Regions from separate parts of the Homo sapiens genome. Here region 1 is linked to region 2. A link is a loop called in an ENCODE intact Hi-C map of the cell type or tissue named here. Cell type or tissue: B cell. All regions are shown on one strand.

Region 1 (8,000 bases), 200 kb before region 2:
GGTTCCCCACACCTGCTGTCCAGAAAATATCTTTTCTATAACAAGCCTTTAGAGTGAAACAGGTGCAGCCAGTCATGGCTCAGACTGTCTTGCAAAAGTCATGGCCACTGGGGAGGTTAGATACACATCTATATGAGGGATTATCTGTGTTACAGGCATTGTTGCTTTATGACGGGTTGGTATGGTTTCGCTGTGTCCCCCACCCAAAATCTTATCTTGAATTATAATCACCATAATCCCCATGTGTTGGGGGTGGGACCGGGTGGAGGTAATTGAGTGATGGGGGTGGTTACCCCTATGCTGTTTTCATGATCATGAGTGAGTCTCATGAGATCTGATGGTTTTATAAGTATCTGGCATTTCCCCTGCTTGCATTCACTCTGTCCTGCTGCTCTGTGAAGGTGTCTTCTTCTCTTTTCCTTTCCGCCATAATTTTAAGTTTCCTGAGGCCTCCCCAGCAATGTGGAACTGTGAGTCAATTAAATGTCTTTCCCTTATAAATTACCCAGTCTCAGGTATTTCTTCACAGCAGTGTGAGAATGGACTAATACAGGGGTTATCTATGCTACAGGCATTGTTTAAGGACTTTGCTGCCAGAATCAGGAATCCAATACCAGTCACCATGGCAGTTTTGCTTCAAGGTGGCATCACACTGCCATTCTTTTACTTTTTATTTTTTATTATTTCCTATATTAAATAGAGATGGGGTCTGGCTATGTTGCCCAAGCTGGTGTGGAACTCTTGGCCTCAAGCAATCCTCCTGCCTCGGCCTCCCAAAGTTCTGGGATTGTAGGTGTGAGCCACCGCACCCAGCCTCTCTTGCTATTCAACAAGCTATTTTATTACAGTCCCCATCCTTGATCCCCCCTCTGTCTGTTAATGCTAGAGTGAAGCAGAGATGGGCAAGGATTAAGAATCCGGAGACCTAAGTTCTGTAGAGAGTTCTGCTAAGAGCCTGCTGTGTGGCCCTAAAGTCTTGTGTGCTCTCTGGGCCTCAGACTGCCCATCCACAAGTGTGGGGGTGGAGCTGGATGAGCTCAAACTCAATTTTCTCCTCGTTGTCATCCCCCAGGTCCCTCTCCAGCTCCACCTATTGGGAAAGGATCCCCTTCTCCCTGGACATGGCCAGCAGCTGCTGTTGCACCTCACTCAGCTCTGCAGAGGGTAAAGGAGAGGAAAGGGCATGAGGGACACGGCATGCTCTCCCTCCTTCTGTGGGCAGGGCATTGTAAAGTGGCTCTGGGGGCCGGGTGTGGTGGTTCACACCTGTAATCCCAGCACTTTGGGAAGCTGAGGGGAGCGGATCACTTGAGGTCAGGAGTTTGAGACCAACCTGGCCGTGATGGGGAAATCCCATCTACTAAAAATACACAAATTAGCTGGGTGTGGTGGTACATGCCTGTAATCCCAGCTACTCGGGAGGCTGAGGCAGGAGAATTGCTTGAACCTGGGAGGCAGAGGTTGCAGTGAGCTGAGATCCCACTGCTGTACTCCAGCCTGGGCAACAGAGAGAGACTCCGTCTCCAAAAAAAAAAAAAAAAAAAAAAAGTGGCTCTGGGAACTGGGGTTAGCTCCCATGTGTGTCCGTGGAGGGGAAGTGGGCGGCAGATTCATTTTTTCTCCTCCAGGAGAGGATGAGAGGAGATTCCTGGAATGGTATGTTCCCTTTTCCCCTTTTGGGAAAAATGAGCTGGCGTAGGGATGGTAGGTGGGCTTGCCCCTCTTGCCTTTTCCTTGGAGGAAGGGACAATAGGGTCTGCACCCTGCCCACTCTGCTTGTAGCTTGGTATCAGGGCTGGCTTCATGGGCATGCAACCTGTGCAGTTGCACACAGCCCCATGCTTCGTTTAATGCTCTGCTGCTACTGTCTTGAATATAATTTTTTTTTTTTTTGAGTTTTGCTCTTGTTGCCCAGGCTGGAGTGCAATGGCGAGGTCTCAGCTCACTGCAAACTCCGCCTCCCATGTTCGAGCGATTCTCCTGCCTCAGCCTCCCAAGTAGCTGGGATTATAGGCATGTGCCACAACACCTGGCTAAATTTGTATCTTTAGTAGAGACGGGGGTTTCACCATGTTGGCCAGGCTGGTCTCGAACCCCTGACCTCAGGTGATTGGCCCCCACCTTGGCCTCCCAAAGTGCTGGGATTACAGGCGTGAGCCACCACGTCTGGCCAAATATAATTCTTAATAACTTTTGTAGCAAGGAGTCCTGCATTTTCATTTTGCACTGGGACCCTTAACTTTTGTGGTAGGTCTTGCTTGGTACCATTGGGCCTAACCTAGTAGGCCTGGTACATCAGGGATGGCCCTCACCCTCATCCCTGACCCTCACCACACAGAGCACCCAGCAGGTACAGAATGTTCCTCCAACATGGAGCTGAGGTTGCTGGAAGTCTCCTGCAGTCCCGCAGCCATTCAAAGACCCCGTTCCTACCCCCAGTCCTCCCTCTCAGAACTGGCTCCTGTAGATCCAGAACTCGATCAACCTGGCAGAGAGATGGGAAGTGATGATCCCCCTGAAATTTGAGAGACAGGGAGCTTCCTGAAGGGAGGGGGACGCAGGTCTTCACGCTCAGAATGGCCATTCCATCAGGGCCAGGCCCCAGTCTCTCTTGCGGCCGGAAGAAGCCTACTCAGGTGGGCTGAGATCTCCCAGGAGGAGGCCGATCACGCCCCATCCAGCCCATCTCTGGCCCTACCACCTTGTATCCCCGCCCTCAGCCATCTTAAGCCTAGCCTATCATCCCCCACCATCCACCCTCCTACTCGCTAGCCGGGCTTGGGCTTCCGGCGCATGTCTGGTCCTCAGCACTTGAGCCTTGTCCCCGATCCCGCCCCGCCCCTGGGCAATCCGCTCTGCCCCCTGCTACCTTAAGCCCAGCCTCTCGTCCCTTGTAGTCCGGCCGTCCACCCAGCCCCGCCCCCCGGACGCCATCACCATCTCTGCCCCGCAGCCCGCAATTCCGCCCACCCCGCCCCAGCCCCGCCTCTACCCCAGCCCCGCCTCCACCCAGCCCCGCCCTCACCGCACCAGCCCAGCCTCCGCACCAGCCCCGCCCTTACTGCCCAAACTCCGTCTCGGCCCCAGCCCCACCCACACCTCCCCCGCACCGCCTCCGCACCAGCCCCGCCCTCACCACCCCAGCCCCGCCTTCACTCCGCCAGCCCCGCCTCTGCCCCAGCCCCGCCCTCACCGCCCCAACCCCGCCTCCGCACCAGCCTCGCCCCAGCCCCAGCCACCTCCTCAAAGCCCCAGCCCCGCCCTCAGCGCCCAAACCCCGCCTCTGCCCCAGTCCCGCCCTCACTGCTTAAGCCTACCACACCAGCCACGCCTCCCCAGCCACGCCCACACCACCCCAGCCCCGCCTCCACCCCAGCCGGTCATTCTCTCCGCAGGCGATCTGCCGCCCGGGTCAGGCCTTTCCGCACCGCAGCTGGTCCTTCACCTCCACCTGCAGCGCCCGAAACCCCCTGTGCTCCTGTGGGGCCATCTTGGGCCCGGACTGAACTGTGGGTTCAGGACAGTGGTGACTGGGACCCTACCCCTCTCCACCCTCTTCGACCTCACTTTACTCAGCGAGTCCCTCACTCCCAGGCACAGAGGTTTCTTTCTGGGGTATGGCGCCCTGCTCCCCCGTGCAGACTCTCCTCACCAGGAAAAGATGGTCACAGCAGGGTCTTGTGGTGAGGGGGCGTTGGGGGCTCAACGCCTTACAACGTTTTCCGATGGGCATTGAGGATCCTGTTTAGGGGAAAGGGACACACCCTGTCACCATGGATGACTGTCAGATGGAGAGCGAAATCACGAGGACGGAAAGCCCAAACGGAAGAGGTGTCCTGCGCCAAGGTGCCGCCCTGAGTGGGCCTAACCTCAGCCTACCTGGAACAGCGTGGTGGAGGCTTGCGGGGAGGATGCACCGAAAAGGCCCAAGAAACCCGTGGCTGCCATCACAGTCAGCACTACGTCCCGCCAATGTCCAGGGGACCCCTCTGCATCCCACCCACCATCACCCCAAAGTCTTTCCCTTGCGAAGGGGCTCTGGGCTTCAGCTGCTGACTTGACAGATTTCTTTCCTTTGCTTAGGAAAGGGGTCTCTGTGTCCCTCTCACCTTCTAAGGTTTTGTCCACCTTTGGGTTGGGGATGGGGAGAAGAGCCCTCTGCTTCTCTGACCTTCTGAGGGCATTTTCAGCTTCTTGTTCTTGGATGGGGGATGTCTGTGAAGGTCAGAAATGGGGCACTGTGGCCAGGTGTGGTGGCTCACGCCTGTAATCCCAACACTTTGGGAGGCTGAGGCAGGTGGATCACATGAGAACAGGAGTTTGAGACCAGCCTGGCCAACATGGTGAAACTGTCTCTCCCTATCTCTCCTATTTCATTCCACTGGAAGGGGAGTGTGTGTGTGTCCCAGAGGGACAGGGCCCCGTGGATTCTCTCCCATCTCTACTAAAAACACAAAATTAGCTAGGTGTGGTGGTGTGCGCCTGTAGTCCCAGCTACTCAGGAGGCTGAGGCAGGAGAATTGCTTGAACCCAGGAGGCGGAGATTGCAGTGAGCCAAGATCGCACCATTGCACTCCAGTCTGGGCAACAAGGGCGAGACTCTGTCTCAAAAAAAAGAAGAAATGGGGCACTGGGCACTGGCTGTCTCTGACTTCTCTGTCCCTTCCCACCCCCACCCGCCCCTGCACCCAATATATATAGTGTTGCCTCCAGGAGGGGACACGTAGGTGCAGGCATTAGGGAGCCACACAGCAGGGGATGTGGAATAGGGATTGGGAGGGACCCAGGAGGGGGTGGAGTCGCCAGCTGGTTTGGGGGGCAGAGCCCAAACAGAAATGGAAGACTCCAAACTTCCAGACTTCAGCTCAGCTCTGAGGGCTTGGCTCAGAGTAGGAACCGTCCCTTGGGAGGCCGCCTCCCCTCCCCTTCCCTCCCTCACACTGTACTCTGTGACTCCAGCTCTCCTCCCCAGTGACCCACTGCTTGGGGAGAAAGGCCATGATGATGCTCCCGTGTGGAAACAGAGAGCCCTGGGAAATGCAGCTGTCCACAGGGCAGGGAGGGGAGGGGAGGGGAGGAGATGGGAGAGAATGAAAGAAGGGAACCCTGGCAGATGGTGGGAGAACCCTGGCTGCAGTGGAGCTGCCTGGCGAAAGAGCCAGCTGGGAATCTCAAAACCTGGGCTTTGCTCACAGATTGACCTTGGGTCAGTCCCTGGACTTTTCCAAAGTCCAGTTTCCTAAACTGTACGAAATGGTGATTGCAATAGCAATTTTGCCTTCCTCAGGGGATTCCTGTGAGATGATAGATGAAAAAGTCCTTAGAAAAGATAAAAGTGTGAAGGGAAATGGCATAGAATGCAGAGGAGAGTAGGGGCTGCGTGGGGGAAGGAGAGGGGCAAGTGTGCATGGAAGGGATGGGGCAGAGAAGGCATCTCAGAGATTCCCAACCTTGAGCCCCACAGCAGTGAGGTCGGGGATGGAACTGCCCCTCTGGCCTTACCCCCCTTCTTCAGCATCTCCATGGTCTTGGTCACCACGTATAGATTCTCCCCATCCTCCGGAAGCTTCTGGAGGAAGGACTGCTCTGCCTACTTCAGCTTTGTGGAAGGGGTGGGGCTAGACTCAGAGGCTGTCAGAGGTTGCGAGTGGGTAGACCCTCTGCCCATTTCAGCTGCACCCTGGGCTCATGGTTGTCTCTCCCTATCTCTCCCTTATTTCATTCCCCTGGAAGGGGAGTATGTGTATGTCCCAGAGGGACAGGGCCCTGTGGATTCTAGTCCTGGTTCTTTCCTTCCCTCCCTATGTGACCTTGGATAACTCGCTGCCTCTCTTTGGGCCCTTTTGTAAAATAGAGATCCCTGCCAACTTGAGCAGTCCGTGCTATTCTGGGTGGGTGCTATTCCTCTGTACCAGCCTCTAGCATCTGGCCTGGAATCCTCAACCTGCCTCCTCACCCCACCCTGCAAGCTCGCCTCTTCCTCAGGTTTTCCAGATCATTCACGATGATGGCTGAGGTTTTGGATGTCCAGGGAGTTTTGACATTTGCCTTCGACAGTGACAGAGGCATTCACCAGGACCCCTGTGACTGCAGTCTTGGTGATCTTGAGTCTTTTCTTAGTTCTACAGGACAGATGTGCCCTGTGCTCGTTCCCATACACCCTCTGCTGGAAACATTCCCTGATAAATTGCCTTGGCCCCAAAAGTGAATGAGAAGTGAGGGCTGACCTTAGACATTAGTATTAGTGTGGGGGCTTAAGTTTTGTTTGGTGTTCTAAAAGAGGAAGATGGCAGTTGTCATAAGTGTAGAAACATATATATATATATATTTTTTTTTTGAGACGGATTCTCACTCTGTCACTCAGGCTGGAGTGCAACGGCGTGATCTCAGCTCACTGCAACCTCTGCCTCCCGGGTTCAAGTGATTCTTCTGCCTCAGCCTCCTGAGTAGCTGGGATTACAGGCGCCCGCCACCATGCCCAGCTAATTTTTGTATTTTTAGTGGAGACGGGTTTTTGCCAGGTTGGCCAGGCTGGTCTTGAACTCCCAACCTCAGGTGATCCACCAGCCTCGGCCTCCCGAAGTGCTGGGATTACAGGCGTGAGCCACTGTGCCCGGCTGAAATATATATTATGATTGGGGAAGATCAACTGCATTACAGGGGCCCGAGGCAGATACGTGTGTGTGTGCTCACATATGCGTGTGTGGTGGTAGTGGGACATAAAAGCTGTGATCACGCCACTGCACTCCAGCCTGGGAGAAAGAGTGAGACCCTGTCTCTAAATAAAAAAAAAAAGAAAAAAGAAAAAAAAAGACTAGGCTTTTAGGCTGGTTTGTTTTGCATGGCCCCAGGGGCAGATCTTCGACCAGTGGGAAGAAGGAACAAGGAAGTAGTTGAGGTTGAAGTAGCATTTTCCAATAGTCATTCTGCCTTATTTACTTCAGTCCTTGATGGAAATTCTTTCTCAAGTGCATCACCAGCTCCCTGCTTCTGAGAATGGACACTCCAAGATTTGAACTTTTCTGCAGGTAACCCGAAGTCAATGTACTGATCTCATGCATTTTGCCAATGCCCATAGGCCCCTGTGAGGCAGGGGGAGTCAGTTTTCCACACAGGGCCATTTAAGAGACACTAAAATGCCCTGTGACAATGCCTTTTGAGTTCTTAGACTTTTAATCATGTCCCTCCCCGTCGTTAGGGTGTACTTTCTCACTGCTGTTATTCTGACCCTCTGTAATATAATTTTTGCTACTTCAGAAATACTGTTTCTAACTTGATATAAGCAGGAAGCCACAGTTCTGAAATTATTAGAACTCTTGTAAACTAAGAATAAATGAGTTCTGAGCGAGGGTTCCTGTGAGCAAAGTACATGACCCTTTGTCGGTGTTTGATTGAGATGCTCCTTATGGGTTCACAGGGCCCCTGTGCACAGCCCTGTCTTCCTGGACTGTCATCACTGATACACTAGCCTGTCAGGTCCCCAGGGTCAGGCACAACTTCCTGATCTTTGTAGTTGCAGCGCCTGCCATGCACAGGAACTCAACGGATGGTGTTTGTTTGTTTGTTTTGAGACAGAGTCTCATTCTGTCACCCAGGCTGGAGTGTAGTGGCACGGTCTTGGCTCACTGCAACCTCTGCCTCCTGGGTTCAAGCGATCCTCCTGCCTCAGCCTCTTGAGTAGCTAGGATTACAGGCCCGCACCACCACACCCGGCTAATTTTTGTATTTTTAGTAGAGACGGGGTTTCACCATCTTGGCCAGGCTGGTCTCGAACTCCTGAGCTCAGGGCCCACCTTGGTCTCCCAAAGTGCTGGGATTACTGGCTGGAGCCACCGCGCCCGACCAACAGATTCTTGTCGAATGAAGGGGTGGGCTTGTGGTGGCATCCATTTGGCAGCTTGGGGGCCTTGTTCTGCTTTCCCTTTGCCTTCCTGGTTTGGGGTGACTGTTCCTTGGAGGTAAGAGAGGTTGATGATGGCAGATTCTCAGAGAGCTAAGGC
Region 2 (8,000 bases):
TTTACAAATGAATTATGGAGGTAACTGATCTCTAACAGTTTCCTTCATGTTGTTTTAATGCACAAGGGCAGAGGATCTGCTGACCCTTGGAACCAGCGTGAGCTAACCACGTGCTATAGACACTTCATGGTGTCGCACCCAGGGAAGTCAAAGCGCTTTGCTCCCTCACTGTCTGTGAGTCCTCAGCCATTAGTACCCCACCCCCCGCTGCTCCAAAACTTGAGTTATTTCAAATGTTTCTCACTGTTCATCTCTCCACTGACCCCACTCCAGAAAGCCTGGAGAGAGTCCCAAGATGCCACCCACCTTCCCCAATCCCTCGCCACAGATCTGTGTCTATCTCACACTCTGTAAGTGCCGCTTTGCTTCTTCCTCTCTTGAAAAGACTGAGAACACACATTTTAACATGTTAGGAAAATGGGGCAGCCTAAAAAATGACTGATCCCACCGCCAGTGACTCATGTATACTCCAGGCTAGCAGACAAGGCCCTTTTTGGTGGGCCTGCTTCTGTGGGTTCACAGAAACCAAATTACTGTGGGTTGCAAAGAATTAGCAGGTCATTTACAAAGCAGACATCCCTTCACCCAGACTGTGGTTTTGCATGCTCAGGTTCTCAGTCTATGAGCTTTGGTGCAGGATCATTTTGGCTACTGGAAAAACCATAGCTTATTTTAAATTTCTGGTTGCCAAAGCCACCACACGTGTGGTCTGTGGATGACCATTGTCTGCAGAATGACGAGGAAGGAACAGAATGTGGTTTGGGGCTCAGGGTGGCCTTCCCACTGGGAGGGAAGGCGGGAGGGAGCCCTTGCCCTGGGTTTTGACACAGCCTGTGCTCACAGCCTCTCCTCTCATCTGCATTTCTCAGAAATGCCCTCCCTGCCCAGTGGTGACTTTCCCTCGTCACTCCTATGGAGTTCTACCTGGAGCCCAGCCATGTGTGGAACTGTGAAGTTTACTCCTCTGTAAAGATGGTTTAAAGAAAGTCAGCTTCTGAAATGTAACAATGCTAACCCTTGCTGGAACCCTGTAAGAAATAGCCCTGCTGATAGTTTTCTAGGTTTATCATGTTTGATTTTTACACTGAAAAATAAAAAAATCCTGGTATGTTTGAAATTAGTCCTTGTGCATCCTTATCACTTATGATTTGTGTCTGCTGGTGTCAGGATGTAGAAGGGTTTCATCCCGCCCCAAGGAATACTTTCTTAATTTTGCCCCTCTATTTCTTAAAGTCCAGTTATCAAGAAAAATGAATTATCACTGAAATAAAGGTTCTCACCTGACGCCTTGCTGAGCCTACCACTGTGATCCTGCTGCTGGCCCCTGTAACCCACAAGATAGGGTTCCTGGTTCCACTGGTCCTTAGTTCACTAAGGAAACTGGAGGAGGTTGAGGACCTGGACTTAGCATGATCAGCACATTCAGCATGGTGCACCCCTATTCCAAGTCACTGCTCTGCCTTCCTCCCTCAACAGAGATTCTTCTTAAAATACAGTCAAGTTCTGACTTTTTCATGTGTGGGGGCTCACAGACATCCACATTGGGAAACTTGAGTTGCAGTCCTTAAACTCGACCATATTTAAATACAGTTTTTAGATACCTGGAGACCCAAACCGAAGGTGTTAGGGGGAAAAGTCCTAGGAGAATGGCATAGGGATGAGGCTGCTTTCTTTCCATCATCATTGTGTTCTCTCTTAGAAAACGTTAGAGAAAGTAGAGAGAGAGTCTGGCCTTCTGCTCAGCCTCATCTAAAGCACCCTCCATTTTCCGTCTTCTGTGGAAGAGGCATGAGAAAGATTGTCTGAAGTTTTAAGACTAACAAATGTGGGGCTAGGCTGGCACCAGCGTCCTCTGGCTCCATGATCAGCATCATCTCCCTCCCATCAGCACTCCAAAATGTTCAAACTGGCTGAGGGTCTCCTACAGGTTTCCCAGTCTTGCTCAAGCTGAGGAGGAGAAAGGAATGGCATGGCACCCTGCCTTTGCATTTTAGCACTGAATACATTCAAAAACGGCCCCTCAGTAGCTGGTTTTCAGCCCTGGAGAGAAGATTATATGGCCTTCCCCATCCCCAAATCCCTCCCCAAAGCAGAAGCAGCTCAGGCAGAAGAGAGGGAGACAGGGAGATCCTGACCCCCTTTGCCAGTGAGCAGGACCGGAGGTCCACACTGGCGTTGGGGTTGAATGGACTCCCAGCCTGAGAAGAGTTTTCCTTCCTGATCTTGGGAGCTAATTCAATGCCCTAGAGGGTGGTGGGCCTGGCAGTGGAGGCCACCCCACACCTGCACCCTCCTTCTTCCCCTCCCCCATCACTCAAAACCCCGGACCATTCACTTAGGTTGCTGTGCCCAAACCCTCCACCTGCAGGCAACTGCCACCCGAGGGCAGGCAGGGGGAAAGGACCTAGCTTCCTGCCCTCATCTCCTGTCCCTCAGAATCCAGGGTCTGAGGAAGAGTGGAGGTCACAACTCCAGGAAGACCAGAAACACTGGCCCAAGGGATGGTGGAGGGGCACATTCGGCCCAGGCCACAGTTCGGGCTGTGGAGCATTCCGGGATCAGACAGTTGTTTGCATAAAAGCCAAAAGCCACTGCACCTGGGGTGGGGAGGCCCTCTGGGGAGGTGCTCCCTGGCTTAGGGGAGAGGGGGGAAGGAAGGTGTCATGGAAAGTCCCTGAAGGACACGGGGTGTTGAATTTGCTGTGGTTTTGTTTTTAACTCTGTCTTGACCTGTGAAGTAGGCAGCTGCCTCCCTTCTCCGCAAATAACAGATCTTCCCCCAGAATAACACACATACCCAAGGAAAGGGCTGCAGTGGAAAGGCCTGCGGGTGATGGCAGCTACCCCCCTTCCCCAGGAGTGAGGGGGCAGGAAGCCCCAGAACAGCCTTTCCCATCACCTCGCCTCTCCACCCCAGTACCCTGGCCCCCTGGCCCAGAAGAGCTGCCTAGGCAAATAAACCACAGCACTGGGGGTGGTGGTGGATGGGAACTAGGGGGGCGATGCCACCTCCTCCCCCGGGCTTGTCCTTCCACCGCCCAATCCCCATCCCACCCCCACTGGAATTGCATTCTCAGTGTCTCACTGAGAATGTCTCACTCACAGACCTCAGCTGCCCCGCTAGACTCCTGGGGAGCTGTGTGTCTCTTTGCGTGTGCGTGTCTGTCTCCATGTGTGCCTGTCTCTCTCCTTGCATGTCTGTCTGTGTGTGTCTGTGTATCTGTGTGTGTGCGCGCGTGCACGTGTCTCGTGTGTGTGTGTTTGTGTGTGTTGAGGGAAAGCAGGCTGAGTCAGTGAATCCAGCAAAGCTCTGAAGTCCCAAGCAAAAGACAGTCGCAGACTCCCGCAACTATTTGGAGTCCTGGTTCCAATCCCAGCCCTCTCCCTCTCGGGATGAGCCCAGACACTTGACTTCCCCTTCTGGGCGTTGATTTTCCCCAGAGTCAGGGATCTCTGAAGGGCCTTCCAGCTGGTACTCCTAAGACAGGCCTCAACCTCACTGCACCAGCCGGGCTCCAGGTCTTCCCTCTCTCTCCTCTCCTCACTGGACGCTGGAGCTAGAGTAATAGTGGCCGGGCCCTGACTCTCTCAAGATGTCATTTTCCTAACTGTTCTATCAAATTCCAATCCTGGACCCCAGGGGTAGGGGACAGGATCCCCTCACCTGTGGAATTATAGGAGGCTCGGAATAACGCGCGCTGAGGCTGGGTCTGAACCCCCGGCCCCCGCCCTTTCTCAGGTTCTCCTCTTAATTCTGCGTGGACCCAGACCCCAGATTCCCGGCTAGGGTGCCTGGGAGAGGAAAGGGAGGCCGGCGGAGAGGGGGCAGGGGTGCGGCGCGCGGTGGGAGTGAGGGGGGTGTGAGGGGAGGGGCAGCTGCACTTCTGAGAAACAGCTCGGCGTCTCAGCAGCCCGCAGCCTAACCCCCTGCCTGCGGCTTCACAGCTCCCTCCTCCCGCCGCCCACGCCGCTCGGGGCCTCTCCGGGGGTCGGCAGCCCCGGCGGAGACGGTGTCTGCTGGGGAGGAGCGGCAGCTCGGGGGACAGCAAAGTGGAACCCATGGGGGGTGGGAGTGGACATGGAGGAAAGCGTGGGTCGCGTGACACCCCAGGAGTGAAAGGCCTCCCCTCATCGGGGTCCCGAGCGCCGGATCTCGGCGTGCCCGCGTGTTCCCCCGCTGCCCCCGCGCTGTCCTATCACAGCCCGAGCAGGATCCAGAAGTGAAACTGCCCGGGTCACAGCCCAGCGCCGCTGCTGCACCCCGCCCCGCCCTTCCGGGCACTGCCGCTGCGCAGGATCTCCCGGCGCTCGGGCGCCTGCGGGGAGGAAACGGGGGAGGGGCAGGGGAAGTGCCCCCGCGGGCATCTGCAGCGCGCGGCCGCTCTCCTCCGGGGTGCCCGCGCGTAACCGGGGTGGGAACCTCGAGAGACAGGAGCCCCGGAGGCCTGGCCGCGGCGACCGCACTTCCCGCGACGGCCGCTGGGTGTCACTGCAGCCGCGCGGCTGAATCGGCTCGGCGCCTGCGGGAGTGGGGGACGGTGGGACGCCGGGACTAGGCCGTCGCGCTGCACGCCAGTCTCGCCTGCCCGCGCCTGGAGGCTCCGCGACGCTGGGATGCGGCGCCCACACCTTCCTCCACCCGCCTGGCCAAGGAAGCACCTCCCGCCTCGCCCACAGACTCGCAGCGAGGCCCGGACTAAGCAACGCCCCGGGGCGACCGGCTCGTTGCTGCGGCGCCACGCAAGCCACGAAACCGATGGCGCGTCCCCTCGTGGGGCCGAGTTCAAAGAGCCGCGACCCCGACGCGCGCCCCCTGGCGAAGCCGGCGGCCTTCCCTCCGCAGAGGCACGAGGGGCCGCCACGACGGAGGGTGGCTCGGTGGAGCCTGGCGCCCGTCGGCCCCGGCGCGCGCATGCGACTTGGGTGGTGGCGGAAGGGCGGGCGGCGGGGCAGATCGCCTCAGGCACCGGCCCAGAACGGCTGAGAGACGGGTCCCCCGTGTATCCTCCCCTACCCCAACCTGGCCTGACAAGTGTGGGATCCAGCCTTACCCAGCCACCCCCTGGCCCCAACACTAAGTTCCTCCAGTAGATGTGTGGGGCAGGGTGCCTCAGCCTGGGAGGAAGGAACCCTCCCTTGGGAGGCCAAAGCGGGAGGATCACTTGAGGTCAGGAGTTTGAGATCAGTCTGGCCAACATGGCAAAACCCCGTCTACTAAAAATACAAAAATTAGCTGGGCGTGGTGGCGCACGCCTGTAATCCCAAACTACTCAAGAGGCTGAGGCAGGAAAATCGCTTGAACCCAGGGGGTGGAGGTTGCAGTGAGCTGAGATCAGCCACTGCACTCCAGCCTGGGCAACAGAGTGAGACTGTAAAAAAAAAAAAAGAGAGAGCGAGAGAGAGATCCCTGGAATCTTTTGGGAAATTGGGGTAGTGCCAGTAGGAATGCCCTGGAGGACAGGACTCAGGGCATGGGAGTTGGGCAGGTGAATGCGGATGACCGTGCCTGTTGGTCACAGCTGTGTGAGGGTGCGGGTGGCCCGTTCCATCCCTGCTTACAGCTTCCCCTCCAACTCCAAGGTCACAGGGCCCAGTTCCACTACCCAGACCCTAAGGAGATCCACGTGGTTGTCCTGAGGGGGTGGTTTCTGCCTTCCAATCTCCCTCAGTCTGCCCCAAACCACCCTAAAATAAACCTAATCCAAGTAAGAACAAAGTGCTTACAACAAAAATGCAGCTCCAGGCCCGGCGCGGTGGCTCACACCTGTAATCCCAGCACTTTGGGAGGCTGAGGCGGGCGGATCACATGAAGTCGGGAGTTCGAGACGAGCTTCACCAACGTGGATAAACCCCATCTCTACTAAAAATACAAAATTGCTGGGCGTGGTGGTGCATGTCTGTAATCCCAGCTACTTGGGAGGCTGAGGCAGGAGAATTGCTTGAACCCAGGAGGTGGAGGTTGCGGTAAACCGAGATCACACCATTGCACTCCAGCCTGGGCCACAGAGCGAAACTTGTCTCAAAAAAAACACAAAAACAAAAAAAGCGAAACAAAAAAAACTCCAGCTAAACAGCCCCCCCAGGTGCCCATCAAAGAAAAACTTGCCCCTTCCTTGGGGTAGATGCAGCCGTGTGAGAGGGTGTCAGATGACATCATAACTCAACCCACATGGGATTGAATTTCAGGCCTCATCCCCATTTCCCCACACCGCCCCTTCTTGTATGGTGAACTTCGAGAACGCTTGTGGAGCAGCCTCAGCCCGCCCTCCCCACACCCCAGGATCGCCCACACCCCCAGGCTCTGGAGTCCAGTCTGCAACATCCAACTCCCCCAGGATCTAACTCCTTCTTTTCTCTCCTCCCCCAACTCAACTGAGAGCTCAGAGTCGTTTGTCCTAATTGCCACTGCATACTCCCCCTCAAGTCCCAAAGCTGAGGTTCTGCCAACAGCACAGGACAGGAAAGCAGTCTGCAGACGCCCCACCACTGTGCGAGTTGGACCAAGCCCTGACCTCTCTGGGCCCTCTTTCTATCTGTTGGACCAGATCAGTACTTCACTGGTTCAAGCCTTTTTCCTGAATATACCATAAGGCTCAAGTTCCAGATAGAAAGGCAATGCATCCCCCATCACCACCCCAACCTGCCCCTCAAGCCCCTGCCAGAACCCTTGGGCTCTGGGAAGGAGTTAGAAAACTGCTTATGTGGATAGTTTGGAAGAAAGAATCCTTCCAAGTGGCTTTGGGCTCCCCTGTCTGTGTCCTGTCCTTCCTCTCTTCATCCCTCATCAGGGTGCCTGGCACTGGGGCCCAAGGAAGGAGCCAGGCAGGGTCCCTGACCTGATGTTGAACCCTTGGGCCTGTCCACCACCCGTGAACTTGGATGTTGCAGAACTGGCCAGGGCTTTGTCTGGATGCCCCGCCCAGGGAGGTGGGCTCCCCTGGAATCATGCCCACCCCCATCCCAGAGTCCAGAGCGTTGGCAGCAGTCCTCCCTCCCCTCCACACTTGAGCAGGCAGGGAGGCCAACATTGTAGCCACACCCTCCACAGAACCCCTACCCTAAAGGCCCATGGTGCTGCCAAGGATAGCAATGTGCCCTGGCACCCGGCTCCCACCGGCCACGCTGGTCCCGGGAAGCTGGAACGTGTGATGCATGGCAGGCAGCACTTCGCGTCAGCTCCCCAGATGTGGGCCCTGTCACCCTCTCTCAGTACTGGGTCCTCCTCTGCATGGAAAGATGATGAGGAATTTCCCCTTTGCCCTCAAGTTTTTTTCTGAAATGTTTTTAATAAGTACGTATAATTTTAGAATGAAACCCAATAAATCAATTTTGAAAAGACAGTATCTGAGGTCCCAGCCCCCACCCTCTCCCCCAGAGAAGCCCCTGCTTCCCCTCCCACCAGCCCAGATTTTCTCAGAACCACAAGCCTCCCCGATCTAGCACTGCAGCCGTCCTTGGCAGTCCTTTCTGCTGTCTGACCACTGTAGGTCATGCTGCAGTCTCTGAGGTAGAGCAGCATCCTTCCCACATCCTCAGAGCTGGGGGATCTTACCCAGGGGTTCCACTGTGAGCTGGCCCTGAGAGGGTCCCTGTGCCCCCAAACTCTTAGCAGCTACGTCTCCAAAAAGCCAGAAATCTCAGACACTCACCAAGAATGGGCTGCTGCTGGTCTCAGGTGGCCAGATCAGGGCCAAATGCTGCCCCCTCTAAGGGCTCTCGGCAGCCTAGGTCCCTCACTGTGGCCAGCACTGAGAAGGGAGGGGGCAGAGAACAAAGGCTAGAGCAGGGCAGGGCTGCATTTCACCACCTGTCCAGTGGGCTGAGTCTGGCCTCTGTCCCGAACTCCCTCTGCGACCCCTGTCGCAGGTGAGTCCCTGTCTTTCCCTGAGCCTCAGTTTCCCATTTGTAAAGTGGGAAGGACATCTGTCTCACAGTCTCCAATTAGCTGATTGACAGAGAGGCTTTGTCTCTGCCCAGTGCCTCAGGCTGTGAAGGGACAC

Evidence for each region. Peaks named below come from ENCODE experiments on the same cell type or tissue, not always from the same donor. Only the 100,000 strongest peaks of a DNase experiment are listed, where the experiment ranks them.
Region 1: it touches region 2 in a loop (21-fold over the local background); 12 of 110 quality-filtered maps call a loop at or near these places.

What each region holds. Positions count from the first base shown.
Region 1 is chr17:39,948,175-39,956,174 of GRCh38, reverse strand. No RefSeq gene overlaps it. Among named protein-coding and RNA genes, the nearest start is that of GSDMA, 11 kb to the left of the region's middle. RefSeq lists silencers at 2,789-2,838, 2,879-3,398. In B cell, no CTCF peak of the experiment used is centred here; DNase peaks (open chromatin) are centred at 3,144 and 7,462; H3K4me3 peaks cover 1,376 bases; H3K27ac peaks cover 1,321 bases.
Region 2 is chr17:39,750,835-39,758,834 of GRCh38, reverse strand. It overlaps IKZF3 (IKAROS family zinc finger 3), which reads left to right. Exons shown (of 8, transcript NM_012481.5): 8 at 1-1,117. Among named protein-coding and RNA genes, the nearest start is that of GRB7, 17 kb to the right of the region's middle. RefSeq lists enhancers at 596-675, 2,555-2,864, 3,275-3,324 and silencers at 3,815-4,544, 4,685-4,734, 4,775-4,914. In B cell, a CTCF peak has its summit at 4,501 (motif pointing right); DNase peaks (open chromatin) are centred at 594, 2,654, 3,224, 4,364 and 1 weaker place; H3K4me3 peaks cover 3,378 bases; H3K27ac peaks cover 5,657 bases.